4 separate regions of the Mus musculus genome follow, and regions 1, 2 and 4 are each linked to region 3. Evidence: chromatin loops called from intact Hi-C (ENCODE). Cell type or tissue: left cerebral cortex. All regions are shown on one strand. Links, peaks and the distances in the headings refer to the core of each region. The heading gives the core; the rest is flanking DNA. Region 1 holds the start of Baz1b (bromodomain adjacent to zinc finger domain, 1B). Region 2 overlaps Baz1b (bromodomain adjacent to zinc finger domain, 1B). Region 3 holds the start of Vps37d (vacuolar protein sorting 37D). Region 4 holds the start of Abhd11 (abhydrolase domain containing 11).

Region 1 (7,482 bases), core at 2,180-7,179, 110 kb after region 3:
ATTTATTGCATTCTGGTCTGGCCGAGCTCTGATGCTGGGGTCCGGGCAAGCACTAGGGTCCAGAGCCTGTGCGTGGGAGCCCTCTGGGCTAGAAGGCTGATGGAGGGCGTGGGGTCGTCGCACCATCTTCTTGTTCCTGACACTTGTGTCTGCTTGCTCTTGAGCAAAGGAGCGCTCACATCTTTTCTGTAGCCCAAGTAGGCCAGAGCATCAGGGTTCATTTCTCACCTCCAGAACCACTGCACGGAGCTGCTGGCGCCGCCACGGGGAGAAAGGTGTGGAAGGCGCCCACCTGAGAGAAGAGTGCCTAGGATTACTTGAATTGAATGGAGACTGTGGAGTATGGACTTTGCCACAGGGCCAGGCCCTGCAGGCTGCTGCTGGGAGAGGGACTGACCGGTAGAGATGTGGAGAACACCGGAGAGAGGCTCTTCCGGGACGGAGGGGCTTTCGCCACCTTTGGGCAGAAGACCCATGGGAGATGCATCCTGTGCCTGAGGCAGACCTGCCTCTGTTGGATGCCCCAGCTGCTCCCAGCCCTGTGCCTGCCAGAACCTTCTGCTGCATCCTCACACTCACTAAGCACACCTGAAGCTTTCTATTCACCCGTCCTTTCATTCCAACGTCCCCACCTCCTCCTGCAGAAAACCCCAGCCATGATTGGAGGTTCTGACCACAGTACCTGCCCCAGTACTCCTTCAGCTCAGACTTTCTAGAAAGTTCCTTTTTCTTTAAAATCTGCATGTTTAATTAAACTTTATGATTTTATTTTTTGTCTGAAAAAAGAAAAGTTTAAGAAAATGGAAATGGGTAACAGCAAGTGAAGACCTATTTTAGCACTGAATAGAGTATTTTTAAAATTAAACTTTGAAATATGTCTTGTTAGTACTTGACAGCTTCTTTCTACAAAGTTATGGGAGCTGAGTTGGGTGGGTGAGTGGTTGTGACAGCATCCTGTCCACTGGATGCCCTTTCAAATGTAAATGCTTTCAAGGCTGCCCGGCCTGGAATGCCAGCCCTCAAGAGCCTGAGGCGGGAGAATCTGGAGGTTTGGACTCGGCTTTCTGAGAAAACCCTGCCTCAGGAAAATAGACAAAGAAAATAGGCTTGAGAAAATGGTGCAGTGGGTAAAGCGTTTTACCTGGGGAGAGTGAGGACGATTTCCAGCCCCACCTAGGTAAGGCCAGATAGAGGACTGCCGTCCATTATCCCTGTGTTCCTATGTGAGGTGGGAGTCAGAAACAGACTTCCTGGGAGCTCAAGGGCCAGCTAACCTGGACTACACAGATGACCAAATGACAGTGGAAGGCAAGGACCAAACTTGAGGTGATCTTTTGACCTCCATATGAACCCTGGTACACGTGCTGACACTCATGTGAACACCCGTCATACGTGAGGATCTAGTGTATGTATGTATGTATGTATGTATGTATGTGCATGCATAAGTTCTATACATCCATTCCTAGGCAGGAGAGAGAGGTGGCTTGGTGGTTACAGGCAGCACGTACTGCTCTTACAGACGATCTGAGCTGAGTTCCCAGCACCTGCAGCATGGTTCATGACCAGAGGGGTTCTACCTTCCATACCACTTGAAACAAGGCACACTAGTGTACTTGTGGCACTGGAGATGGGTAGGCAGGAAGACCAGGGTCAGCCCTAACATGGTGGCACATGCCTTTAATCTCAGCACTTGAGAGGTAGAGGCAGGAGAATTTCTGTGAATTCAAGGCTGGTCTACATAGTTCTAGGTCAGCCAGAGCTACACTCTGACTCAAGAAAAAAGAAAGAAAGAAAAGAAAAGTTTAGGATGATCCTTTAGGCCAGCCTAGATTCCAAAGGACCCTGTCTCACAAACGAAGAAGGAACTGGAAACTCAGTTCCGCAGTTGAGAGCACTCCTTTAGAGCGGACTCGGGTTCAATTCCCAGAACCCACATGGATGCTAACAATGAAGGGTAACTTCAGTCCCAGGAGCTATGACATCTGCTTGTGGCCTCTGAGAGCGTGGCACACCTGTAGTGCAGTCATAAACAGAGACTAAACACTCATCCACATAAATAGTAAAACTTGGCCGGGCATAGTGGCATGCACCTTTAATCCTAGCACTAGAGAGGCAAAAAGCAAGTGACTGTGGGTTTGAGGCCCTGGTCTACAGAGTTCCAGGGCAGCCAGAGCTACATCTTGGAACTCTCTCAAAAGTAAATAAGATAATAACAAAAGATTCAGCTTGGTCATGTAGCTTTAAATGGCGCTTTTCCCGGCAGGAAACCAGCGACTGCTAACTGGGGAGCAGACACAGGAGGAGGTCTGTAGAGGATCCCTAGAAACTGCTGGCTTCAATCTCTGTCCTTTAGTATTAATTTGTTTATTCAAATGGGACAGAGCCTACATGGAATGAGTAATCATGCTAAAATTATGATTTACAAAGAAAAAAAAATAGTTGCACTGGGGGTGTAGCTCAGCTGGTAGAGAGAGCTTGCCTCTCATTCGAGAAGCCTCGAGTTGGACAGAGGCCCTGAACAGCAGAAATGGGGCAGCACACCACACCTGTGAGCCAGGCTCTGGGTGGCGAAACCAGAAGATGAGAGGTTTAAGGTCATTTTCACAGCTTTACAGTAAGACAGGCCAGCCTGGCTTGAAAGAGATCCTGCCTCAAAAACAAATCCAAAGCCTTGAGTTGTGCATTCTGTCAGAGGTGGGGGAGGGACTCAAAGGCCTGCCCCTCCCTGGGAATCTAGGAGAGTCAAAGCTGCTGGGAGAGGGAGCAGCATCTTCAGTGGTGTGGTGGCCTGTACATAAGCCCTCATCCATGCTCCTGCTAGGGGGCAGCACAAAACGCATTCTTTCTCTCTCACTCTCTCCGCCCCCTCCCCTCCCCCCCCCCCCCCCCAGAAAAACAAACAAGGGGCTGGTTAAGAGGACTGTTTGCTCTTCAGAGGTCATGAGTTCAATTCCCAGCAACCACATGGTGGCTCACAACCATTGGTAATTAGTTCAGGACATCAAAAGGAGGTTAAGAAAAAAAAGAAAAAGAAAAACAAAAAGAAAAAAAACAAAAAACAAAAAGCAAACCCTCAAAGATAACAATAACAAAACCAACAAGACAAAACATGAAGCAAAATAATAATAATACCAAAAATAATACCAAAAACAACAAAATATGAAAGTAGGTCCCTGTAGTGGTACATGGGAGGCAGAGGCAGGGAGATTTCTGAGTTTGAGGCCAGCCTGGTCTACAGAGTGAGTTCCAGGACAGCCAGGGGCACACACAGAATCCCTGTCTCGGAAAACCAAAAACAAACCAAACCAAACCAAAATTAAAATAACAAACAAACAAACCAGGCCAGGCAGTTAATACCAGCACTTGGGAGGCAGAGACAGGAAGATTTCTGAGTTTGAGGCCAGTCTGGTCTACAGAGTGAGTTCTAGAACAGCCAGGGCTACACAGAGAAGCCCTGTCTCAAAAGAAATACACACACACACACACACACACACACATATACATATTTATTATGAAAATGTTTGATGAACTCATTATTACACAAATACATATAAACAATATATGCTTTTTTTTTTTTTTTTTTTTTTTTTGAGACAGGACTTCTCTGTATAGCCCTCGCTGTTCAGGAACTCACTTTGTAGTCTCAGCACTAGTTAGCAGAAGGGACCAGGAGGAACACAAGCAGAAGTTCTCAGCTGTACCTCTCATGAGGAAGTGAAGATCAGCGAAGAGTGGATACTAACAAGCATTGCTCAGCCGGCTATCCCAGCAAGCAAGCTCAGCCTCTGTTATTGTCTGTTGAGTCCTTTGAGTTTTTTGGTGTATTTCTCTCTATGGAGTCCTGACAAATGTAGCCCAACTACAAAATATAAGGTGGACCGATACATGTGTGTCATTAGTGAAGAATCCTTCATCATATGTCCTTTCACAAGCTTGCAGAACATTCTTTCTCACATGTCTGCTTCAGTGAAACATTCCTTCACATGTTTGCCCCAGCAAAACACCATCCAACACAACTGGCTTTCCAAAGAACCCTCAAATTCCCACTTCAGATGGGTGTGCTTAGAACAATTGGAAGAAAAGATTCAGAAGGCAATGAGCAATCCAAGGTACAGAGGAGAGGTGGATGCAGCTAGGAGACTGAGGCAGGAGGCCTGTGGTTTGAGGCTGGCCTGGCTACATGGCATGAACCTGTCTCACAAAACCAGGATGGCAGTGCCAGGTGGTTCTGTCCCGGCCCAGTAAGCGCATTTTTCTTTACCTTCCCTTTTTTCTTTCATTTCTCCTTTCCTTCTTTTGCTTCCTGTCCCTACTCCACCCCCTTTATGATAGGCCATAGTCCTGCCTGACAAGTTGCCTCTCCTTCCCAGTGCTGGCATTCTGATCTTCACGACCACCTAGTATCAGATCCTCAACTCTCCAGCTTTTACTATTATTTTCTTGTGTGTGTGTCTGTGTGTGAATGTATGTTTTGCCTGTGTGTCTGTGCCCTACATGTGTACAGTGCCCAAGGAGACCAGAAGAGAGTGTCAGATCCTCTGGGACTGAACTTACAGATTGTTGTGAGCCACCATGTGGGTGCTGGGACTCAAACTCTAGTTCCCAGCAAGAGTAGCCAGTACTCTTAATTTTGAGTCATATCTCTGGCCCCAACGTTTATTTATTTATACATACATATCCTTTAATAGGATTTTAATTAATGAACTATACATTTAAATTTATTATTGTTATTGTTGGTTTCAGAGTCTCACTATGTACTTATTTATGTGAAGAGGTGGGGGTGGAGTGGGGGTGTGAAGGCATGCCCACATGCCTTCAGAGACCAAAAGAGGGCGCTAGAGCGTCTTTGACCTTTTGAACTGGAGTTAGTAATGGTTGAGAGCCATTGCATGTGGATGCTGGAATCCAACTCAGGTCTTCTGCAAGAGCAGTATGTGTTAACCTTAAGCCATCCCTTTAGGCCCATCTTTTTTAATAGTACATTTATTTTTATTTTAAATTATGTGTATGGGGGGGGTATGTATACAGGGTTGCAAGAATCTACTGCTCTGGAGTCACAGGCGATTGTGATCCTCCAACACAAAAACTGTGAATCAGACCCAGAATCTCTGGAAGAACTCTTAATTGCATGCGGAGTCACTTCTCCAGCCCCATGAGCTTAATACATATGTTTTCTAACATAGCTTTATTTATTTATTGTTATAGGGATTTGCTATTCAGCCTGTAAGACTGTAGCCCAGGTTAGTCACAAACTCACTTAGGACCGTCCAGCTTCAAAAACCTGCATCACTTAGTTGCACTATATACACACACACATATATATATATACACACACATATATATGAATGAATATAGTCTTTTACATATGTACATACAGAAAACCTTCTTTATTATTCTTCCGTTTATTTTACTTTCAAGATTTATTTTTAAATTGTGTATGTGTGCACACGTGGTGGGGGATGTTACGTGCACGTGAGTACGTGCACCTGAGGAGGCAAGAGGAATGGGAACTCCTGGAGCTGCAGCCGGAGGCAGGTTCCAGCTACCCGATGTGGGAGCTAAGAATTGAACTTGGGTCCTCTGAACGAGTACAAGATCTTAGCCCCTGAGTCTGCTCTGCGGCTCTTCCTCCACATATTTTTAAAGAAAGTTCTTCATTATCCTTCCCTGTAGTCCTTAAAAAACAGGCTGTTAATCTCCATTTCTCAATTACAGTGATGCCGCGTCGGGGAAGGTTGGGGTCCTAGTCGCCCCAATGCGGAACTTCAGTTTGGAGAGGGCCTGAGTTACTTCCCGCCCAGTACAGCTCCACCCGCGCATCCCCGGGCGTGGCCGAGCGCGGCCCCTTTAAGAAGGGGGGCGGAGCGCGAGTGGAAAGACAAAGCCCCTGGCCGCGCGCTCCCCCTCCCCCCTCCGGCGCAGCACACGGACAGTGAGTGCCCGGATGTCGGTGTCGCCGTCGGTGACAGATGGCGCAATGTCTGTATCAGTGACAGGGCTTTTTGCTCTGACCTCTTTGAGTCTTCCGCTTTTCGTCCTCCCCCTCCTACTGCTGTCCCATTACTTTTGAAGTCCGCCACTGGAGGCCCGCACGCCCGTCCCCGGCTCTTACATAACGTGACCTTTCACCTTTTCAGACTGCCCTCTGCTGCGCTGCAACTCAACTTCGCGGCTGGAGCCCAGGGGGCGGGACTCGACCTCGGAGCGGCAGCCTCTCTGAGCCAATAGGCTGCGAAGGCCGACGAGCCCTCCGCCTATCGGAGCCTCCGCCCCAGGGCGCCACGGAGAAGCAAGTTAGTCTGTGCGCTGGCCCGGCAGCGGGGGGGAGGAAGGGAATCTCCCGCCATTTTTCAATAATTTCCTCCCGTGCCCGCTGGAGAGGAGTCGTGACTGGCGGCCGCCGCGGCGGAGATCGGCGTGAGGTGAAAGGCGCCGGAAGGGGCGAGGAGAATCTCTCCGTTTTCTCCCCTCGAGGCGTCCCCCTGGCTTCCATGGCCGTGGCGCGGTCCCGCCAGCTCTGAGGGAAGCCGGAGTTCGCGCCGCCCTCTCACCCCTCCCCTCCCCCATCGCCCCGGGAGCCAGGCGCCTCGCTCGCTCGCTCGCCCCGGGGCTGCCGGGGCCTAGCGCTGCGCAGCAGAGCGGCCGAGCCTTCGGCGCTCCGTCCCCTGCCGGCGCCGCCGCGATGGCGCCGCTGCTGGGCCGCAAGCCCTTCCCGCTGGTGAAACCGCTGCCCGGAGAGGAGCCGCTCTTCACCATCCCGCACACTCAGGAGGCCTTCCGCACCCGGGAGTATCCTTTCTCCGCGCGCGGTGTGGACGCTCGGCCGCGGCTGCGCAGGGCGAGGGATGGAGATGGCGAGATGCGAATGGGCCGCGCGCGGCTCGCGGGGCAGCTGTCACCGCACGGGGCCGTCCGCGGGCCGTGATGCCCGGGGCCCTGCTTTACCCGGGCTTGGGAGCTCCGCGGCGAGATCCCTCCGGGCCGTCTCCAGCCGTCCTTCCCGGAACCGCGCGCCTCCATCCCTTTTCCCCTTACTTTGTCCCCGGGGCCTCGGTGGTGATCGCAACACCAATCCCCTCCTCCCCAACTTGGCTTCGGGCCCTAAATGACTAGGGAGGGTAGCCGGGTTCCCTTTGCGCATTTTATTTCTCTCTCCTTTCATAGAAATGAAACCGTCAAGTTTAAGTTTTTGAAATTGTACCGGCGCAGCCGCGTGATCCGGCTTGTGCAAGCCTCTACTGCGTCTTGAGTGGGCTGTGCGGGGACACTGATGTGGCTTGTGGGTTTTGTTTTTCTCCTCCGGAGTGGACTTTAGGCCAGGGATGAACTGACAGAACCGTAAATCACAAAACCTGGCATTAACTTTTTACCCACTGAAGATGGGAAGGAGCAGAAAGGTACATTGATGGTTCTGGTGGCCATTTATTTCCTAGAGAACACAGAAGTTTGACACTTAGAAGTTTCATTTTTCCGTCTTTTTTT
Region 2 (7,482 bases), core at 192-5,191, 110 kb after region 3:
CCAAGTGATGGAATTGCCGATCACCTGTGTAGATTTAATAAAATGTTCTGAATATTTAGGATACTTTTACTCCCCTTCCTTTCCTCAATATTTGGGGAATTTACCGTAGGGCCCTGCACTATTAGTAAGCTCCATCCTGGGCCCTCTGGTTTTTTATTTTGAGTCAGGGCATCATTAAAATTGCTGAGACTGGCTGGGAACTCACCATGTGGCTTAGGCAGGCCTTGAACTTTTGGTTCTCCTGCTTTAGCCTCCCTAGTATCTGGGATTAATAGACCTCAGGACCAGCCAGTACAGCTTCAGCCCTTCTAGCATCAGTTCTGAAAGGCAGTGTCCACCTACAGAGATTATTTTCCACCTTTTAATTTTGTCTGTATAGATGTTTCCCTGCCTATGTGTCTATGGAGCACTGTGTGTCTGGAGCACCCTGGAGGCCAGATTTGGATTGTGAGCTACTGTGAGGGTGCTGGGGATTGAACCCAGGTTCTGTGCACTTAACCTCACTGTTGACTCTAAGCCCCAGTTGGGTTTTTGTTTTTGTTTTCTCTTTCTTTCAGTAGGGTCTCACTGTGTGGCTCTGTCAAGGATGGAACATTTTGTAGAGCAGATTGGCCTGAAACTTAAAGATCTGCCATTCCATACCTGTTCTAAGTTCTGAGATGAAAGGGTTCTTGCAGCACCATGCCTGGCCTCCATGTAGGTGTTTGCTTATGTATGCTTATGGCATTTCTGAGCTGAAAAGGGTCTTAGAGGTGGTCCAGATTTCCTGTCTGCTTGCCCAGTGGGCCCAAGGGAATTGAAGTCGGTATGTTTAAAGTTCATGGACTCTTGTGTATAAATGATGAATGTTGGGATTACAATCCAGTGCTCTTTCAAGGATGTCACTGTAAATAAATGAAGGGAAGAACAGGAACTGTGGTACAGGATGGGGCCCAGGGCCCTGCATGTGCTCTGCAGGCTCTGACACACACCATGTTGCCTTTGAGCTCCTGAATCCTGCGACAGCCTCCCAAGTGAAGAGTTTCTGGGTTCTAGGGTCATAGTCATGTGCCACCATGCCACACATCCTCCTTTGCTTTTAACTGAATCAAAACTTTTTTTCTTTTAAAGATTTATATATTTTATGGACATGAGTGTTTTGCCTACATTTATATGTGTGAACCTTCTGTGTGCCTATACATGGTTTCCACATGTGTTAGCTGAGAACTGAACCTAGCTCCACAGCAAGTGCTCTTAACTGTTGAGCCACCCCCACACTTTTATTGAGATATTAGTCTACTCTGTGTCAGTTTGTGTTATAATTAGATGATATAAGGTGTATTTAGTTCTATGAAGTACATTATTCTAAAGGTACCATACTTGCTTTTAAAACTATTTTCATGATGTCAGTAGAGTAAAACTTACTCCTGGGACTCTGACATAGTCTCCTTACATGTCAGTTATCTATGTATCTATCTACTTACTTATTTATTTAGGCAGGGTGTCACTATGCAACCTTGACTGGCCAAGTCCAGACTGGTTTAAACTCCGAGGTTTGCTATCCTTGGTATCATGGTACCATACCCAGCTGATTCTTTGACCTATTGATGGTCATACTAATATTATCAGAGGTAAGTCTTTTTTTTTTTTAAGATTTATTTATTATTATATATAACTACACTGTAGCTGCTTCAGACACACCAGAAGAGGGAGTCAGATTTCATTACGGATGGTTGTGAGCCACCATGTGGTTGCTGGGATTTGAATTCAGGTCCTTTGTAAGAGCAGTCAGTGCTCTTACCTGTTGAGCCATCTCACCAGCCCCAGAGGTAAGTCTGAGACATTTGAAACATAGCCAGCTAATTTAGAATTATTAACAAAGGCATTGTTTATTATTTATTTATTGTCTGGAGGTGGGTTGGGTGTATATGCTTTGATGCACATTGTGGAGCAAGCAGGCACCATCATAGTACTGTTTCCCTAATCTTGCAAACATTTTCTTAATGAAAACTGAAACCTGAACCATTTTAAATGGTATACATTTAATAGACATTTGTTTAGAATTTCCTCTACCAGTATTTAGGACTTTTAGATAAATGAATTATTTTTTAAAAGATGATATTTAGAGGAAATTGCTCTCCTGGAAATTCCCAGAAGCAGGGAGCATATTGAGAGTAGTTTTGAGTTCTGGACCGTGTGGCTGGCTGGTTGGCATGTTTCATTATGAGTGGTTCCATAGAGGATAGCAGATGTATGGTTGAGCAACAGCTGTATTGGAAGTATCACCACTCCTCAATTTATATTTAGGGTTATACATATATATATTTAAAAGATTCATTTATTTATTATATTTAAGTACACTGTAGCTGTCTTCAGACACTCCAGAAGAGGGCATCAGATTTCATTATGGATGGTTATGAGCCACCATGTGGTTGCTGGGATTTGAACTCGGGACCTTTGGAAGAGCAGTCGGCACTCTTAACCACTGAGCCATCTCACCAGCTCTTAGGGTTATATTTTAATAAGAGTAATTTTCTCCTCATTTTGACTGCATGTTTAGCTATAACAACTTTTTCTATTTTAACTTAAAGCCGTGAGTATGTTCTTAAAAGGTACCTTGTATGCCTTCATTGAATTAATTGACAGTGGAAGCTTACTGGCCGCTTATGGCTGTAATCCCTGCATTCCAAAGCTAAGGCAGGAGGAAAGGGGGCTTTAGGCCAGCCTGGCTACAAGGGAGACCTTTTCTCAAAAACAGAAGGGCTGGAGAGATGGCAGTGTTAAGAGCACTACCATAGGTCTACCATAGAAACCCCGGATTGCAGGCTCAAAACCTGTAAATCCAGCTCCAAGGGAGCATAATGCCCTCTTCTGGCTTCTGTGGGTACTACACATACATGGCATGCTTCATTCACAGACACCAGCACACTCAAAATTTTTTAATAAGATTCATTTTATTTTATGTATATGAATATACTGTAGCTGTCTTCAGACTCACTAGAAGAGGGCATCAGATCCCATTACAGATGTTTATTAGCCACCATGTGGTTTCTGGGAATTGAACTCAGGACCTCTAGAAGAGCAATCAGTGCTCTTAACTGCTGAGCCATCATCTCTCCAGCCCCCCAATTTTTTTTTTCAAGATTTATTTATTTGGTGTATGTGAGTACACTTTCACTGTCTTAGGGCAGACCGGAAGAGAGCATCAGATCCCATTACAGATGGTTGTGAGCCACCATGTGGTTGCTGGGAATTGAATTCAGACCTCCGAAAGAGCAGTCAGTGAGTGCTTATAACCTCTGAGCCATCTCTCCGGCCCCAAAATTTTTAATCTTAAAAGAAGGAAACTGGAAGTTTCAGATAATACACGAATTTAATGATTGTATGTTTTCACTATCATAGGTTATCAATTGCACTTTACCTTTGTACCTATGGATAGTCTTCCGTAGGGGTAGTACCATAGGCAAGACACTTACTAGAATAACATTAATTGATTAGAGTCAGGTTGGTGTATATTTTTGGTTGCTGTTGCTTTTATGTGTCTGAGTGTTTATGGACATAAATGTGTGTATGGTAACCATGGAGATAAGAAGAAAGGGTTGGATCCCCTGGGACTGTAGTTACAGACAGTTTCAAGCTTCCATGTGAGTGCTAGAAATTGAAACCAGATCCTCCTTGAGAGTGGCCAGTGCTCTTCAACATTGAGCCATTTCTCCAGCCCTGTTTGTTTTGAGACAGGGTCTCACTGTGTCTGGCCTTGCAGAGATCCATCTACCTCTGCCTCCCAAATGCATGTGCCACCATGTCTAGCCCTCCACTCTGTTTTTTGTTTTGTTTTGTTTTGGTGTTTGTTTGTTTTTGAGAACCCCCAGCAATCCTCCTGCCCTGCCTCACTATTGCTGGGATTAAAAGCATTTGCCACCACTGACTCAGCTGGAGTTATGGTCTGGCTTATGGAACCCAGGCTGGCTTTTACTTGATTTTGACCGTTGTGACTGGCCTGGAGCTTTTAGGCAGCCCCTCCAGCTTTAGCCTCCAACAGCTTTTGATATTTGGTCATAAGATCTGTTAAGTAAAACTGGGTTTCAAAAGAAGCAGGAGCTGGAGCTAGCGACAGCCTAATGTAGACTCATGCTTTTGTTGTGTGCATCAGTAGTCATGTGTGCTCAAGTTTAGAAACAACTGTTTTAGGAACTTTGTAGTATGCTCTGGGAACTCTTATATGGTTTACTGAGGGGCCATTATTTGTACAGTAAATCTGGCTCTAAACAGACTGAGTAGAGCATGTTTGAAGAGTTGGGTAGCTGTAAATAGTGTTAACTTATAGTTCTGAATATTTTTTTTAAGCCAGGATTTCTTGAACCCTGGTTGTCCTGGAACATGCCTGATAGGCCTGGCTAGCCTCAAACTCAAGAGATCTGCCTCCAAGTGCTGGGATTAAAGTTGTGGGTCACCAATCCTGATTTTGAATAAATCTTTAAAAACTTAAAAAAACAATTACTTTATCTGTGTTTTGTTGGCATATATATCTGTGCACCATGTACATGTCTGGTGCCCTCAGATGCCAGAAGAGAAGAGGTTACATCTCCCGGAACTAGCGTTAAGGATGTTTGTGAGCCACTATATAGGTGCTGGGAATAAAATCCAGATTACCTGGAAGAGCAGCCAGTGCTCTTAACCACTGAGCCGTCTCTTCAGATCCCCAAATTGTTGTTTTGGTAGGGTTTGTTTAATTATAGCCCCTGCTGGTTTCAAACTTTCTGTGTGGCCCAGGCTAGCTTTCAACATGGGGCAGTCTTCCTGCTTCTCCCTCCCATATATTGAAATTACAAATGTATGACTTAATACATGATCCCAGATTACAGTTGATCATTGGCACTGTGATCCAAAGAGAGAAAAGATAGAATTAAAAAGCAAATCTGAGAGTTGGCGCTATTAGAACTCTTAGGATTATTGTTCTGTTTGTTTGTGACAGGGTCCAGCCTCAGGATTGGTGGGATTGTAAGTGTGTGCTACCACGCCCATCTTTAGTTGCATGTTTTGTTTTTGTTTTTGAGCAATTAATGTGTATGGGGATTTCTCCTGCGTGTATGTATGTATGTATGTATGTGCACCAAACCACATGCATGTCTAGTGTCTGGATGTCAGAGAGAGCATCAGATTTCCTGGAGCACTACAGATGGTTGTGAATGAGTTCCGGCAACAGAACATAGGCTCTCTGTAGCAACATTAGGTGGTCTTAACCACAGAGCTCTCTCTCCAGCCCTTTTACTTTAAGTATTTTACTTTACTACTTAAGTCTTCATATGCTGTTGGACCACTTTTCAGACTTTCAGTGTCTTGGTTAGTGTTTTGTTGCTGTAATGACACCATGACCACAGCAGCGCTTATCAAAGAGAACATTTAATTGGGGCTACTTACAGTTTGAGAGGTTTAATCCATTGTCATGGTGGGAAATATGGCAGGAATAAGGTGGCAAGCAAACAGTAACATTTCTGCATCCAGATCTGGAGGCAACAGGAAGAGAGGACTCTGGGATTGGCTTGTGGTTTTTGAAGCCCCAAAGCCCACCTCCTTGACCCTTTATCCTACAAATCTACACCTACCACCGACTCTTACTACATCTCAGGTAGTTACGCACTAATGACCAAGCATCAAATGTATCGCCCTCTTGAGACCATTCTCAATTAAACCACAGTCAGGTACTTTTGAAAGAAACCAGCCTTATTAGGTTGAAGAGAATAAAGCAGTATATTGTGGTAAGGAGAAAAGTTCTTGGAGTCAAGAAAAGTAAGTGTATAATGATATAGTCAAGGACTTGAAAGTACCTGATTAGTTATAGATTGCTTAACCTTTTGAGAATTGCTTTGACATTTTGTCTCGATTACATGTGCAGCAGTTGCTGAGACAGAAGCACCTCAGTTGACATTTTCTGTGAGTGGTTACTTGTAGTGACTGACTTCTGGTGACCTAAAATCTAAAACAGAATCGGGGCTGCTGACTCAATACCCTTTAACAGGCTAACCCCTACCCCCACCCCCTTTTGTTTTGTTTTTGCTTTTTGAGGCAGGATTTCATTTGGCCCAAGCTAGTCTCAAACTCCTTGTGTAACTGAGGATGACCTGGAACTCCTGATCTTCCTGCCCTTGCCTCCTAGGTTCTGGGATTATAGGTGATGCCACAACTGACTTTAAATACGTTGAGCCAAGATGAAACATGTGTGGAACATACGGGGATTGGCAGGTGACTCTAGTTGCAGCTCAGTTTTCTTTCTTGTATAGCATCTGTTACTATTGGTACACAGAAGTAAACTAGTTGCTTGTTATTTGAATTTGAGTATGCCTGCCTGCCAGTGAGTTCCAGTTGGGATGGCAGGAATTTGCCATAGTAAGGCACTAGTGTCGTGTCTTCTCCCGTCTCACTCAGGAAGACTGAACAACTACTAAATGCTTTGTGAGTTCAGTGTTATCAGGGCCAACATGAAGACTGGAATAAATAGTTTATCAAAGCTAGGTTTTAGGTTAGGTGTTCATGCATTTGACTGACTGACTTTGAATTGTGATACCGGCTTAAGCAGATGCCCTACTGCATGACAGTCCCAGCTTGGAATTTGTTTTTCAAGCCTTAGGAAGGAACAGGTGTTTCCAAGGTAGATAGAAAGGCTGGTGGTAAAGAGTCACTAGTCTGAATTTATCTCAAACTTTGATGTAGTCATCTTAACTGTAGACTGATATATTTTTTTTTAATAGCCCTGGCTGTCCTGGAACTCACTTTGTAGACCAGGCTGGCCTGGAACTCAGAAATCCACCTGCCTCTGCCTCCCAAGAGCTGGGATTGAAGGTGTGTGCCACTACCGCCCAGCCTGTAGACAGATTTTTTAAAATGTTATTAGGTTTATTTATCTCATTTTGTATGTAAAAATGAATGTTTTGTGTGTGTGTGTGTGTGTGTGTGTAAGTAAGTGTGTGAGTGCATGTACCATGTTAGTACCTGGTATCTGAAGTGGTCCAAAGGAGGTACTGAATCTCCTGGAATTGGTGTTACAGGTGGTTGTGAGTTACCATGAGGGTGTTCCTTGGAAGAGCAGCAAGTGCTCTTAACTGATGAGCTCTTACTCCTGAGCCCCTGTGGAATGATTCTTAAACTATTTGGCTATCTAAGCTGTGTTAGTTTCACTTAATCTTAGTCCGTATTCCTGTTGGGTATGGTTGTACAGCTTCATCTACAGAGTTCCAGGGCTGTAGAGAGAAACTCGGTCTTGAAAAACAACAACAACAAAAATGTGACCAGTTATTATCATTCTTCAATTATGATATACTTTGGATTTATGACTAAATAGACTTCATTTTTATTTTCTCTTGTTCTACCTTAAAGAAAAGATAGTTGGGCATTTTTCTATAATATAGATATGTCTTTTCTGAGTATATGTTGGGTGTTTTGTTGCTTGAATATTGTTTTCCTGAGCCACTGCTGACAGAGAGTATGAAGCCCGCCTGGAAAGAT
Region 3 (7,374 bases), core at 1-5,000:
GGTGTCAGAGCCTGGCATTACAGACAGCTGTGAGCTGTTCTGTGGGTCTGGGGGTTTGAACCCAGGTCCTCTGGAGGCAGTCAGTGCCTTCAAATGCGGAGCCATCTCTCCAGCCTTTTGATGTTAGGTTTTTTTTAAACTGTTTTAAATAACATTTTTACTTTGTGTTCTTGTGTGTATGTGGGTGGGCACACACATACCACTCAAGAGTTGTAGAGGTCAGAGGTCAATTTCTAGGCGCTGGTCTTTTCCCCTTCCACCTTGTAGGTCCTGGGAAGCAAACTCAAGCTTGCCACCTAGTGTCATTACTTAGTGAACCATCCTCAGCCTTGATGAGATTTTGTTGTTGGCTTTTGGTTTGTTTTTCGTTTTTGTTTTTGTTTTTGAGATAGGGTCTTGGGTAGCCCAGGCTGGCCTCAAACTCACTCTAGCCAAGGCTGGCCTTGAACTACTGATCCTCCGGTGTCTGCCTCCCAAGTGGTGGGACTATATGCATATGTCACCATGCCTGGCTTGGGTCTCCTTTCTTCTACTGCCCAGGGTCTCTTCAACACAACCGTTTGTTTTTGTTTTGATGCAGAGTCTCCCCTCAAGACACAGAGCAGTCTGATCAAGACCTCCTACATAACCTAGGGCTGGTCTTGAAGTTTTGTGATCCTCCTGCCTCTGCCTCCCAAATCCTGGGATTACACACAATGGGGGACCCAGCCCAGTTCTCCATGCCTGCTTCCTCCACAGGTCAACACCTCACTCTTCCAGGAGGCCAAAACCAACTCCCTTCACACTTTGTCCAGGAGTAGGTGTGTCCCAGTCCCACCCTTAAGAACTTGGCACGAATTAAGGCCAACCCCGCCCCAAGCAGGTCTCCTGGGCCGCCCCTCACCCAGTCTCTGCAGTTTGTCTGCGCAGTTCTCAGCCACCTCTCGAAGCTCTTGGTACTTGATGGCCAGGGCTGTCCGACCCATCTCCAGGCGGGGCCGCAAGGCCAGGTTCTCCTTGGCCAGCGCGTAGTTAGAGGCCAAGCAGGCATCCCGTTCCAGCTGCAGACCCTGGAACTGCGGTGGACGAGAGCTAAGAGGCCTGGGCTCAGACTGCCCAGGGTCACCTGAAGTCCACCCTTGCACAACACCCACCACAGGCCTGGCCAAAGGCACCCCGGAGCCCCCAACCTGCAAGGGTGACAGGACCAACAGGTGGAGGGACCAGGCTTTGCCTTGCATCTTTTCTTTGGGCCCCAGTTTCTACTACAATTAAAAACAAAACAAAACATAAACAAAACAAAACAAAACAAAAAACCCGCCTAGCTCACCGAGCTGTTGTGAGACTTAAGTGAACCAAACTATGAAGGCCTCTACAAATGTTAGTTAATTTTTAATTTTTCAATTAATATGTCTGCTTAGGTCCCGGAGGGCTCCCCCCTCCCTCCTCTGTCCCATTTTCTCCGCTTGGACAGCTTGCCTCTCATACCAGGCCTTTGTCTCGCTTCCTCCTCAGGTGTTTGTGTGGAAAGCATCCCCACCCCCTGTTCTGACTCTTGGGGGAGTGATGTTTTCACCCCGAACCTTCCCAGCAACCCCCACTCAGGTCACCCTCTCATCTCTTCTACCCCCTTGTTGGCCCTCTAGTGGAACCCCACACGCCCCCGCGAACACAACACACACCCCCTTTGCTTCTGTGGTCCCCTGCCCCTGCTAGCTGCTCACCTAGCAGAAGGCAGCACTGGGGCCCTGAAGACGGCTGTTTGAGCCTGTTTCTAGGAGGGCCAAGCCTAGCTCCCCGCCCCTGGAGAATGCGCTCCCTCCATCTGTCCCCTGATCCATGCACAAGCCCCTCCTCGTCTGGCTCCTTGTAACACACACTTTCTCTTTCTGTACCCCCCTCCCGACAGACAACCAGCCCGGGCCTATGTCTCCCGTGAAATATACAACTTTCTCTTATGGTGGCCTACAGAATACAAGCCTCTGTATTCAAAGACCCATACCCAATGGCAGACACAAAGCCCCCTCCCCATCTAATGCATTACTACCCCCCCCCCATTTTCCCAGCTATCCTCCCCACCCCAGGTGTCAAGCAGGCCTTCAGTTCTCCCCCCCCAAACAAGGCGCCTCCCCTTTCTGGCCCTACAGAACGTGGGTGTGCTGAGCCAGGGCCCCCCACAACACAGCTCACCCTCCACCTCCCGCCCCCCAGAACACACCTCCCCGGAGCATCCTCGGGAGGGCACGCCTCGCGGCCATCCCGGGGTGCACGGGTGCATCCCCGGGCGCCCCCCTTCCGCACCACTCGCCCCAGGCTGGATCGGGGCGCCCCCCATCCCCCGGGGGCGGCTCCGCGGGGCCCACTCGGACGTGCCAGGCTCCCATGATCCCGAGGCCTGGCAGCTCCAGGGGGGTGGCCTCCGCTGGCTGGGTCTCCGGGTCCCCGCAGGCCGCAGCCCGACCTCTCCATCCCCCCACACCCTCCTCCTGCCCGCGCCCCCCGCGTTACCTTCCTGCTGAGCCGCACGATCCGGTCCAGCTTGGGCTCATCTTGAAGCAGATCCCGGAGCTGCCCGGTGCTGAGGATCCCAAAGCGCCCCGGGCTGCCGGGCTCCGGCCCCGCCCGCGCCGCCCGGGCCCGGTACATACCGCCCGCCCGCGCCCCCAGCTCGGCTGCTGGCTCGGCCCGATCGGCCCCGCTCCGCCCCGGCTCCGCTCCGGCTCCGCTCCGGGCTCCGGGCTCCGGCTCCAGCTCCAGCTCCGGCCGCGCGCTGCGCTGGCCGCGTTCTGCCACCAGGGGGCGCCTTGACCGCTCTTAAAGGGGCAGCCGCCGCGGCTGGCCAGACTGGGGGTGGGGCAGATAGGGGGCGGGCCGCACCCGGAGATCTCCCGCCGGGGTGTTCCCGAGCCATAGCAAACCTGTCGCTCAAAGCGGGCTCTCTCCCGAAGTCCATCCTCCCACCTATGTCTCGAAATCCAAATATCCTCTCATCTCGCCCCTTCATCCTGCCACGCTTCACCGCGGACCCTCCCACCCCAGGAGCCTACAGTTTGCAAGGTTCTTTCACATCCCCCTCTTTGGATACCTACAGCTCTCTGAGTTGGGCTGGGCGCCAAAGCCCCTGTCTGGCTGCTAACTTGGTCACGTCATTCATATCCTCTGTGCCTCAGTTTTTTTCATCTGTGAAATGGGGGATTTGAAGCACCATGAACGTTGAGATAGCGAATGCTGAGTGCCTTTGGGGCAGGGCAGGTGAATATGTAACTAACTTCCTGAGTTTCTGTTACTTTAGAGATACCGAGGCGTCACAGAGTGTTAGTGGCGCTTAGCCATAGTCTGTGTGTTTACAATGCCCTATATTCCATCCCCAACACCACCAAGAAAATAAATTAATAAAAGGTAATTTACAAAATAAAACAGATTTTAAAAATCTCAAAAGATGACATCACGTTCCTGAAGTCCTATTACTCTGATTGACAATCCTTGTTCCCCATCTACAAGGAGTCCACAGGCTAAGGCACAATCTCATTTAGTGCAACACAGAATGGCAGAGGCAGACGTGGCATAATCCCAGCACTATGATGACTGAGGCAGGGGGATTATCTAGATTTTGATACCAGTCTGGGCTTTATAGAAAGGCTCTGTCCCAAAAATACAGATGGTAGGAGCAAGAGAGATGTGAAATGTTTGTCATACCACAAGGAGGATCCGAGTTCAAGTCCTAGAACACAGGTAAGAAGCCAGACAAACCGGGCGTGATGGTGCACGCCTTTAATCCCAGCACTCAGGAGGCAGAGGCAGGCAGATTTCTGAGTGCGAGGCCAGCCTGGTCTACAGAGTGAGCTCCAGGACAGCCAGGGCTACACAGAGAAACCCTGTCTGGGAAAAACAAAACAACAACAACCAACCAACCAACAAGCATGGTTGTTCAGGTTCTTACTCACAGTACTGCAGAGGTAGCTGGACTCCCGGGGTTCCATGGTCAGCCAGCCTAGCCTGATCTATGAGGTCCAGGCCCTGTCTAAAACCAAACCAACAAACAAAAGCAGTCACAACAGCTGGGTGTTGACCTTTGTTTCCATGTGCATCTTCCCCCTGCCACGTACACATATATAATGAATGTGTTCCCTGTACACACACACACACACCACACACACACACACACACACACACACTCACTCACTCCCCACTATGAAGGCACATGACTGGTTCCAGCCAATCATAAAGACTTATGTGAAGAGGTGACAACTGAATGGGGTTTCAAAGGCTGAATAGGAGTTCTGGAGAAGATTGTAAGTCAAGGCATAGGGACCAAGAGAGCTCAATAAGGCTGTCTCTAATCCAGCTTTATCCTCCTGCCTTAGCTCCCAAGTGTTAAGATGACATGTGCGCACCACCATATCTGCTCTAACTTAGCCATAACTGAAATCCACTCATATGAAAGGACCCTACCTCTGGAAGCTGTCTCTGCCTCCCAGTGCGGGCTCCTGCCTATCCTTTCCTGTGAGTTTGCCATTCTGTTCTCCCTTGACTGTCATCCATAGTCCATCTCTGAGCGCCCTAGTCTGCTTTTTCCAAGCTGGCTATTTATTTCTGGGAGCATTTTAGGGAACTCCTGTCTGCCTCTCCCTTGGCCCTTCCTACGCTGGGCTACTAACCTTCCTCCTTAGCTGTGAGGGAGATGACAGGGAGGGTCCTGCCTTTCTGTTTATTCCTCCTCCTTCCCCCTCTCAAGTCCTAGAGACAGAAGAGATTGCTCAGCAATTAAGAGCATTTGCTACTCTTGCAGAGGACCAGGGTTTGGGACCCAGAATCCACATGGTGGCTCATAGCTGCCTGTAATTTCAGTTCCATGGGGGATCTAATGCCCTCTCCCAGCTTCCTGTGTCACCATGGCTGTGGGTTGAATTCACTCTGGCTGGAATTCACTCTGTAGACCAGGCTAGCTTGGATCTCACAGAGATCTGCCTGCCTCTGTCTCCTGAGTGCTGGGGCTAAAGGCGTACACCACCATCTCTAGCAATAAATATGTCTTTTCTTTTTCTTTTTCTTTTCTGTTTTTTAAAAAAGATCACCAGACCTTCCATGCTTTTCTCCAGAGCTCCATGTCTATCCTAGAAAGATACTTCTGCTTCTCCTGCCCCATTTCCCAGGATGCCCTTTGTGCCTGCCCTTTGTCCCGATTCTCTCTGGCCTCCTGGAAGAGTGTGACCTCTCTTCATTCAGAAGTCAACACAGACAGATGCTGCCTTGATCTGAGGATCACCTCAGCTCTCACTTCTGAGGTGACTGGCTAGCCCCTTAGTCCGTTCTGATGGCTTCTGTCTGACTCGTTCACCTTAGTTTCTGTTTAACCGACTCCCTTTTATCCCCACCCTAGCTCCAGTTTTTAAAATTTGAGGCGGTAGGAATAGAAACAGAGGACTTACCCATACAAAGCAAGTACTCTACTGTTGAGCCACGCCCCTCGATCCTCACTGGGGGATTCTAGGCAGGGGCTCTACCACTGAGCCACGCCCCCAGCCCCTCACTGGGGATTCTAGGCAGGGGCTCTACCACTGAGCCACACCCCTCACTCCTCACTGGGGGATTCTAGGCAGGGGCCCTACCACTGTGTTAGATTTCAGTCTTAGTTTTATTTTATTTTATACACAGGATCTCATCACATAGCCAAGCCTTTCCCTCTGGATTCTGGCATTACAGGTGTAGGCCAGTATGTCCCACTCCACAAGTTTTATACTTGTTTGTGTATTATTTTTGAGCAGAGGAAATATAGATTAAAGAAACGTGAGAAAAAACAAAAAGCTTGGGGGCTTCATGGAGGAATAGCACCATTCCAATTGTTCAAAATATAGTATTCATTTATTTTTATTTTTTAAAATTTTTAAAAAGATTTATTTATTTTATTTATATTGCTGTCTTCAGATACACATCAGAAGAGGGCGTCAGATCCCATTACAGATGGTTGTGAGCCACCATGTGGTTGCTGGGGATTGAACTCAGGACCTCTGGAAGAGCAGTCGATGCTCTTAACCACTGAGCCATCTCTCCAGCTCCATAACTACTTTTAGTATATACATTTTGCCTGTGTGTATGTGTGTACCTCAGCTGCTGTAAACAAGAGCTAGAGACAGTTGTGAGCTGCCACGTGGGTGCTGGGAGCCGAACCCGAGTCCTCTAGAAGAGCAGCCAGCTCTTAACCTCGGAGCCATCTCGCCAGCCCTATTTGTTTTCAGATACAGTCTTGTTAGCTGGCCAAGAACTCCCTAACTTTCCATATAGACCAGGCTGGCTTCAAACTCAGAGAGAGCCTCCTGCCTCTCTGCCTCCCGAGTGCTGGGATTAAAGGCATGCAGCACCACGGCCCCATGACGATGAAAGTCCTGCCTGTGGATAACCTTTCTTGTGTCCTCCATTACCTCAGCCCACCCTGTTAGTCCCCTTACTCCCTTCCCACCACGAAGCAAAGCTAAGGTCATAACCCACGTCCTTACTCCCAGAACCAAATTTTCACACTCCCAAATGATTGGCAGTCCTTTTTGTGGGTAGCATAGTCGGCGCCCAGGCATCTCTTTAGCTATGGGGTGGGCAGAAAGAAAAACTCAGCTAAAGACTGAATGAGGGGCGCACACACCTGTAAATCCCTGCACTCCAGGGGCTGAGGCAGGAAGAGCCTGTGTCCCACTCACGTGGGGCTATACGGGAAGACTCTGCCTCCTAAAGCAAACAAGGGTCTGAGAGATGGTTCAGTGAGGAAAGACTTGTCACCAAGCCTGAGGACATGAGCTGAACCCCAGGAGAGAATCAAGTTCTGAAAGCTGACCCACATATAGCATGTGCATGTACACACACACACATGCATACACACACACATACGCAAACACACACACACACACATATATACACACACAAGCACATACACACACATACACAAACACACAAGCACATACACACACACATACACAAACACACATACACACATATACACACACAAGCACATACACATACACAAACACACATACACATACACACATACATACACACACAGATGGACAGACAGGTGTCTAAGGGCTGGAGGAAAGGGTAGAGTGTTGTTCAAGGTCCATGTGGCCTCTTAATTCCTTAGCTACTGTGTTCCCTTTCCCAAACCCGGCTGAGTTGAACACCATCCATCCCATCACAGAGTGGGGCCGGTGGGGCAGCACATGGCTTTCATCTCAACACCTGGGAAGCAAAGACAGACAGGCAGATCTTTGTGAGTTCAAGGCCAACCGGATCTGCAGAGTGAGTTCCAGACCAGCTAGAGCTACACAACAGGGAGTTCCTGTCTCAAAACAAAACAAACAAAGCAAACACAAATAAACAAACAAACAAAAAAGACATGCCATTGTAAAG
Region 4 (7,482 bases), core at 1,202-6,201, 70 kb before region 3:
AAAAGACCAACCTCTCCCAGCTTTTGGATCATACAGAGCTTAGGTGTCCCTGTTAAGCATCTAATAACTCTCCATGGCCAACACATCAAGCATACTCAGCCCAGTGCGGATTCTTTGTGAGCTCGGAATAGAAGGAAGTAGCTCCCCTTCCCTGGAGGGAAGCCTGGGAGTTAGAACATGGTCTGTTTCAGCCTTGTCCTGAAGGGTGGAGGAAAGATGGGCCCGCGTATCCCTGGTCAGTCTCCTGTTAGTTGGTACTTGACTGGACACCTAAGGAAATTTTGCCTAAGTATTTCTTCAGCCCTCTTCAGTACGCCACATTTTTTGTGTAGGGGGCTAGAGTTTGAACTCAGGAAATCATGAATTAACAGGGCAAGGACTCCACCACTGAGCTGTATTCTTTTGTTTTTGTTTGCTTGATTGATTGTTCGAGACAGGGTCTCTATAAGCCTGACTATCCAGGAATTTCCTTTGTAGACCCGAGACCCGATGTGCACTGTGCACATTCAGTACCCCTGGAAGCCAGAAGAGAGCATTGGATCCCTGGAACTGGAGTTAGTGACAGTTGTGAGCTGCTATGTGGGTGCTTAGAAATGAAGCCAGTTCCTCTGGAAGAGCAGTCAGAACTTGCATCTGCTGGGCCATCGCCCCAGCCCCTTGGAGGTCCTTTAGTAGACTTAAATTATAGTCAAATCCTTTGTGAATGTGGGCTAGAAATGAGTAGTGTCAGGCTGAGTATGGTGGCACATGCCTTTTGTCTCAGGGATGCAGAGGCAGGAGGATCTCTGAGTTGGAGGCCAACCTAGTCTATGGAGCTAGTTCCAGGGCAGCCAGGGCTACACAGAGAAACCCTGTCTGGAAAATAAAAGTTAAAGTGTGGATGCTTGGTGAGAGAGACAGCAGTTAACATTGTATCCTAAAACAGGGCGAGGCTTGGTGGCTCAGGTCTATAATTCCTGTTATCCATGGGGCTAAGTGAGAGGGCCAGATGTTCAAGGCCAGTATGGGTTGATTAGTAAGACTCTGTCTCAAAGTCAAAGGTAAAAAGAGGGCTAGGAGGCCCTAAGTTCAATCCTTGGTACCATTCAAAAATAAAGGATATGATTTAGTGGCTGCACTTGCAGAGGACCTAGGTTTGATTCTTAGCACCAACATGGTGGCTCACGGTCATAATTCCAGTCCCAGGAGATCTGATGTCCTATTCTGGTACATTCAGGCACCAGACAGGCATGTGGTACACAGACATGCATGTAGGCCAAACACATATACACATCCCATAAAATACAGCAAAATATATTTAAAGGGCACAGGATCGCAGGAGGAAGAAAAGCCACATGCTCTCTGTCATACGCAAATCTAGCCAATAAAATATGTAGATATGCAACATATGTACACGTGAGAACCAGAGGAACATAAATGGGAGTGGGGTGGGGTGGTGGTGGCATACGCTTTTAATCCCAAAACACAGGAGGCAGGTGGATCTCTGAGTTTGAAGCCAGCATGGTCTACAGAGTGAGTTCTAGGACAGCCAGGGCTACACAGAGAAATCCTATCTCAAAAAACCAAAAAGAAGAAGAAGGAGAAGAAAGAAAGAAAGAAAGAAAGAAAGAAAGAAAGAAAGAAGGGAGGGAGGGAGGGAGGGAGGGAGGGAGGGAGGGAGGGAGGGAGGGAGGGAGGGAGGGAGGGAGGGAGGGCATGCCTTTTCCCTCCTTGGGCGTCTGAAGGCAAGGTGGGTCACCAGCAGCTCTACCTGGAGTCACCCACGGAAGGTCAGCCAGGGTTCCCGCTCTTGCTGTATCTGCTCTAACCACCACGGTCTGATCCACAAATACGGGCTGAACATGTGCCGCCAGTGCTTCTGTCAGTACTCAAAGGACATAGGCGTCATTAAGTTGGACTAAGCGACCTTGAATGGATTGTTCGACTAACTACCAAGTGGAACCGATCATGCTAGTCTTTGTGCACAAAGAATAAAAATGTGAAGAACTTAAGAAAGAAAGAAAGAAAGAAAGAAAGAAAGAAAGAAAGAAAGAAAGAAAGAAAGAAAGAGCATGCAAATATAGGTCACAAGAAAGGACTGAATGCAGGCACTGGACACAAAAACTGGAAGAGGATACAAAGATAACTGTTTTCTAGTTCTAACTCTGTCACGGATCTTTAGGTTTTGATAGTGAATAAGTGCAGAAAGCATATTTTTTGATACTGAAAGTATAAAATGTATTGTGTGAGAGGGATTTGCTTATTTATAAATCACTTTATAACACAGCGTTTATTCAATAGATAACCATAGAAAGATAATCTAAGGCAGGCAGGTGTGGTGATGCAGGCTTGGACACTCAGTGTGGATCATGCAACAGGATCATGCATAAGCTCTGGACCGACACACACATGTGAGGGCACCTTGGGTTGCATACTGATATCCTGTCTCAAAACAGAACAAAAACAATCAAAAAGGAACATCTGGGGTTCCAGAATCTGGGAGATGGAGGCAGGAGGATCAGGAGTTCAAGGCCAGCCTAGGATACATAAGATCTTGTCTAAAATCAAGCAAAACAAACAAACAACAACCATAAACCAGTTGTCAGGTGTAGGCACGTATCTTTGATCTCAGCACTCTGGAGACAGAGGCAAATGAATCTCTGTGAGCTTGAGGCCAGCCTGGTCTACATAGTGAGTTCCAGGGCAGTCAGAGCTGTATAATAAAGAGACCCTGTCTCAAAACCAAGACAGGTTGGAGACTCAGGAATTAAGAGCACATGATGTTCTTGCTGGAGTATGGTCCCCAGGACCCACAGGGTGGCTCACAACCACCTGCAATTCCAGTTCCAGGAGATCCTATGCCCTCCTCTCAACTCTGAAGGCACAAGGTACAGGCGTGGTACACAGACATACATTCAAGCAAACACTCAGACACATAAAGCAAAATAAATAAATCTGTGTGTGTGTGTGTGTGTGTGTGTGTGTGTGTGTCTAGGCAACTAGTGGCACCGAAGGCCACCAGCGCTGACAAAGAACAAAAGGGACCTAAGAGCCAGAGGCTTGGTGCCCGGCTGAGGATGCTGGGAAGGACTCTGGAGGGTTTGAAGTGCTACTTCAGTAACAAGGAGTCCTGAAGGCGCCCCAGCAGATGTGTTTGCTATGACCAAACCAGCTCCGGAACTGCTAAAGGATGGACCGCAGCAGAAGAGGGCTGCGGGGACTTTCCCTAGACTATGAGGGGAGACAGCAGGGGGCAGGCTTTCTGGGGGAAATGGGTGCAGAATGCGGTGCAGTCTGGGCAGAGGGTTGCCACTCTCTGCTAATGGCGGGTTGTTAATGAGGGCTCTTTCTTCCTTCCTTTTTTCTTTTTTGAGACAGAGTTTTTCTATGCATTTCTAGATGTTCTTGGACTCTTATATACAAGGCTGGCCTTGAACTCATAGAGAACCGCTTGCCTCTGCCACCAATGTGTGGGATTAAAATTGTAGCCACTACACCTGGCCCGGAGCCATCTCTATTCAGTGCAGGTAACTACAGTACAAATCCCTGGCTAAGGGTTTAATCCTGGTTTTTCAAATTGACCTGGACCAGGAACGGAAGACTGGACTAAGACTCTGGTTCTGCCTGTTGGCCCAATCCTTTGCCCTTTCTGCACCTCAGTTAATCGATTAAGTGAGGAGATCGAGCGAAAGCCCCTTCCTCCTAGGTGTTTCCTGTGAGGAGACAGAGAGACAAAGCACTCGTGCTCTGGGGAGCCTGACAGGGCTCCCAACTACGGAGCAAGGCGCCAGAGAGCTGGCGGGAGCTGGAACAAGAATCACTCCTGGCGCCTCCTGACCATGCCGGAGGCACAGAGAGCATGGTACCCACCCAGGGCGGTGCCTGAGGACAGAGGAGCAGGCCAGGTGGGGTCCGCTCGCCAGCCGAGAAAGGACTTCTCAGTTTGCTAGGGACACGCCCCACACTTGCGCCTCGAACTGAGGACCTCTGATCGCCAGTAGGGAAACACTAGAAGACTAAGAAGCTCTTAAAAGAAGAGGCGTGGCCTACGACGTTGTCAAGGGGTTCAGGGAAGTGTGCACAGAACCCGGCAGGATTACGTAATGGCGCAAAAGCCGGTGCCACAATCGGGTAGCTCCGCCCAAGGCGTGGTCAAGGAGTCCAATTCCGGGAGCTAGAGCAGTTTAAAATGTTGCGAAACCGTGCAAGGGCCTCTTACAGCCCCGCCTACGATAGGGCGTGGCCAAGGAACTGAACTCGCAGATGCATGCAAAGTGGGAATTACGTAATGATGCAGGAGGCGGTCCCAGAGTCCCCGGTGGCTCCGCAAGGTGTGGCTAAGAAGCCTACGTCCGGGTGCCTGGCAGTGGCTACGACGGTTGAGTGACGGTGCGAAGAACAAGCCAGTTGGTGACCCCGTCCAGGGCGTGGCAGGGGCTCACAGATCTAAAGGGGATTGTATATTGTCCCAGAGGAGGGACCAGTCCCACGTAGCGCTTCCCTGGTCCTGGTCGGGAACTGGTCTCTAAGCGGCTCACAGCGTCTGTAGGAATTGCGTAGTGGCGCAAGGGGGCAGGGCTAGCGCTGTATGGCTACGCCCAGCCTGTTACCAAGCCAGCTAGTCCTACAGACCAGGCTCAAAGTGGCTGCAGGAAATGTGTAACGTGCAAGGGCTGGGGTCGTCTAGCGGCTGCGTCCAAGAAGCTTCTGCTTTGGGAGGGGGCTGAACTGACTCCGGGAATACATTAGACCACGTGGCCTAAAGTGGCGCCTCGATGGGGGGGGGGCGGGGGAAAAGGCGGAGCCCTAGTTGGAATAGACAGGGCTCTGAAAGGCGGAGCGTGCGCAGGACAGCCCTAGGAAGCACACTTTGCGGGCTGTGGGCATGCTCCGCTGGGCGCGAGCGTGGAGGGTCCCCCGTGGGGTACTCGGTGCCTCCTCTCCCAGGCGTTTGGCGGTTCCTGTCACGTTCTGTAGCAGCCGCAGTAGTGGCCAAGAAAACGCCGATCTGAGGTCAGCCAAGGGCACTGGGAGGGTTGTTCTCCACTGGTCCACTTCGCACGCGGCTTAGCTGGCCCCGCCTCTCCTTTGGCCTCGCCCCTTTTTTCTTTCACTCTCTCCTCCCCCTTACTCCATGGTGGCCCCCACCTTCCAGGCCGCTGCCGCTGTCTTATAATCTTCTAGATGGAGACGCGACACTCCCAGCCATCGTCTTTTTGCATGGGCTCTTCGGCAGCAAAACCAACTTCAACTCCCTCGCCAAGGCAATGGTTCAGAGGACTGGCCGGAGGGTGAGCTTCCGGATGGGGCGGTGCATGGGTGGGCGGGGGCTAAGGGGTAAGGCTGAGGGCAGTGGACCTAGTTTCAATCACTCAGGTCTGGGCTCTTGGTGACCTGAAAATGGAAAGTTTCAGTGCCCAGTAAACCGTAAAACATCTATGAAGAGGCCTGGTCCTGTAAGATGCCCCACAGTTAGTCCATTTATGTTACTGAGACATAACAGGTCTCTTTGTCAGGTCCCAAAGAAACTTGGGACAATTTTGTGGCACCTACTAGCATGCCAAAGCACACTCTAGCCTCCTGGCTTACTCAGTACGAGTGGCAGCTCTCTGCTCTTGTTACCCCCGACCCCTTACTATAAACCTTTCCAGTCCAGAGGCTTCCCGTCCCCCAGCGTCTCTTTCCTGTTAACCCAGCCATTTAAGCCATTTGCTCCCTGACTACTCTGATCCTCCTTTGGTCTGCATGCCCTCTCTCCTTGGCACCTGAAGTTCTCATTTGATCTCCACATGTACACCATGGCACGTGCTTGCGAAGATATAACTTGCGCACATGCATACATGTGTGTATATAATAAAGCAACTAAGGAAGTTGCTCAATATTAACCTCTGCACGTGCGCATGCGCGCGCGCACACACACACACACACACACACACACACACACATACACACACATACTTATGTCTCCAGACTTCTCTCCCTAGCTGCTCTGTGGACCCTATCAGGCTTTTCGTTGTCTGTAGTCAAAGTAACACCATTCCTGTTTCACCCCCATCGCAGGTGCTGACGGTGGATGCCCGGAACCACGGTGACAGCCCCCACAGTCCAGACGCAAGCTATGAGGCCATGAGTCAGGACCTTCAGGGCCTCCTTCCACAGCTGGGTCTGGTGCCCTGCGTCCTCGTTGGCCACAGCATGGGAGGAAAGACAGCCATGCTCCTGGCACTGCAGAGGGTAAGCTACACCTATCTGGGTCCTCTTAATGCACTCTAAGCCCATTGATAACGTGGGACTCATCCACACTTTGGATGGCCAGGTCCAGAAACTCTGCTGGCGGCTCAGAGTTTGTCTGGGACCTGCTCTGGTCTGATTCTGTCTCCCAGCCAGATGTTGTGGAACGATTGGTTGTTGTAGACATAAGCCCGGTAGGAACCACACCTGGATCACACATTGGAGCCTTCATAGCAGCCATGAAGGCTGTTGAGATCCCAGAGAAGGTGCCGCACTCCCAAGCCCGAAAACTGGCGGATAAGCAGCTTAGTTCGGTTGTCAAGGTGACGCACGCCCCCCCCCCCTTTCCCCATGGTGTGTGTCAGAGGAAAAGTGGTGGGTGGGCCTCACAGGGAGCCCCTTCACAGCTGCCAGGTCTCCCCACAGGAAGCGGGCATTCGGCAGTTCCTGCTCACTAACCTGGTAGAGGTGGGTGGGCGATTCTCCTGGAGACTGAACTTGGATACGTTAGCTCAGCACTTGGACAAGATAATGACCTTTCCTCAGCAACGTGAACCCTACTCGGGGCCAACTCTCTTCCTGCTTGGTGGAAATTCTACATATGTACAGTAAGCCGGTGTGGGACCATAGGAAGGGGCATGCTTTGCCCACCACCAGCTATGGGAGCCTGCGTGGGCTAGGGGAGGCGGGGTATCTGGGAGCCTGGCAATACCACTGCGCATGAAGGCTCATGCACATCTCTCTCTCCTGTTCTCTCTCTCTCCCTTTCTCCCTCTCCCCACACCTCTCCATTGTCTTCCCTCTCCATTGGCTTCACTATGGCGGCCAGACCCAGCCACCACTCAGAGATTAGGCGACTCTTCCCTCAAGCCCAGATTCAGACCGTGCCTAACGCTGGCCACTGGGTCCACAGCGACAAACCCCAAGACTTCATGGATGCTGTCACCAGCTTCTTGGCTTAAGAAGTAGCTCCTTGGAAGAGCAGCCAGGGGACTCTAGGCTTGGGATCTGTGCCATCTTGCTTCTGCACAGAAAAACTCAGGGGCACGGAGAGGGTCCAGGAGTACAGAAGTGGCCCAACACTTTTAATGAATAAAGACAGTTCCCCTTTAAGCCCTGGATCCGTTTTCACCACCGTCGCCCCCACTGACCCCGGGAGAGTTGAATCCAGGAACTTCTGCCCGGGCTTGTGTTCTCGTGTGTTCCCAGGGTGCCTCTGGGCTCTCCCTGCAGCTGACTCCGCACCCGCTCTCGAACCATATGCTGCATGTC

The links. Peaks named below come from ENCODE experiments on the same cell type or tissue, not always from the same donor. Only the 100,000 strongest peaks of a DNase experiment are listed, where the experiment ranks them.
Region 1: it touches region 3 in a loop (2.4-fold over the local background); 4 of 42 quality-filtered maps call a loop at or near these places.
Region 2: it touches region 3 in a loop (3-fold over the local background); 4 of 42 quality-filtered maps call a loop at or near these places.
Region 4: a loop joins it to region 3, with 4 times the contacts of the local background. A loop is called at or near these places in 13 of 42 quality-filtered maps.

Annotation. Positions count from the first base shown.
Region 1 is chr5:135,180,968-135,188,449 of GRCm38, forward strand. It overlaps Baz1b (bromodomain adjacent to zinc finger domain, 1B), which reads left to right and starts at 6,356. Exons shown (of 19, transcript NM_011714.2): 1 at 6,356-6,789. The coding sequence starts at 6,683. It overlaps Bcl7b (B cell CLL/lymphoma 7B), which reads left to right. Exons shown (of 6, transcript NM_009745.2): 6 at 1-885. In left cerebral cortex, for the core only: CTCF peaks have their summits at 2,787, 4,845 (motif pointing right), 6,184 (motif pointing left) and 6,418; DNase peaks (open chromatin) are centred at 2,468, 5,932, 6,163, 6,815 and 1 more place; H3K4me3 peaks cover 1,930 bases; H3K27ac peaks cover 2,734 bases.
Region 2 is chr5:135,189,016-135,196,497 of GRCm38, forward strand. It overlaps Baz1b (bromodomain adjacent to zinc finger domain, 1B), which reads left to right. Exons shown (of 19, transcript NM_011714.2): 2 at 7,457-7,482. Among named protein-coding and RNA genes, the nearest start is that of Baz1b, 5.4 kb to the left of the region's middle. In left cerebral cortex, for the core only: CTCF peaks have their summits at 462, 1,695 (motif pointing right) and 2,854 (motif pointing left); a DNase peak (open chromatin) is centred at 2,843; H3K4me3 peaks cover 483 bases.
Region 3 is chr5:135,075,575-135,082,948 of GRCm38, forward strand. Vps37d (vacuolar protein sorting 37D) reads right to left here and starts at 2,692. Exons shown (of 4, transcript NM_001199677.1): 1 at 2,488-2,692; 2 at 884-1,055. The coding sequence starts at 2,625. In left cerebral cortex, for the core only: CTCF peaks have their summits at 307 (motif pointing left), 2,766 (motif pointing right) and 2,974; DNase peaks (open chromatin) are centred at 1,817, 2,184, 2,751 and 3,057; H3K4me3 peaks cover 1,887 bases; H3K27ac peaks cover 766 bases.
Region 4 is chr5:135,004,848-135,012,329 of GRCm38, forward strand. It overlaps Abhd11 (abhydrolase domain containing 11), which reads left to right and starts at 4,452. Exons shown (of 6, transcript NM_145215.2): 1 at 4,452-4,992; 2 at 5,135-5,270; 3 at 6,040-6,213; 4 at 6,363-6,533; 5 at 6,637-6,818; 6 at 7,040-7,328. The coding sequence starts at 4,865. The coding sequence ends at 7,172. It overlaps Abhd11os (abhydrolase domain containing 11, opposite strand), which reads right to left. Exons shown (of 4, transcript NR_026688.1): 4 at 7,275-7,482. It also overlaps the pseudogene Rps29-ps. In left cerebral cortex, for the core only: CTCF peaks have their summits at 3,236 (motif pointing right), 3,936 and 4,552; DNase peaks (open chromatin) are centred at 3,555, 4,193, 4,854 and 5,015; H3K4me3 peaks cover 2,294 bases; H3K27ac peaks cover 2,002 bases.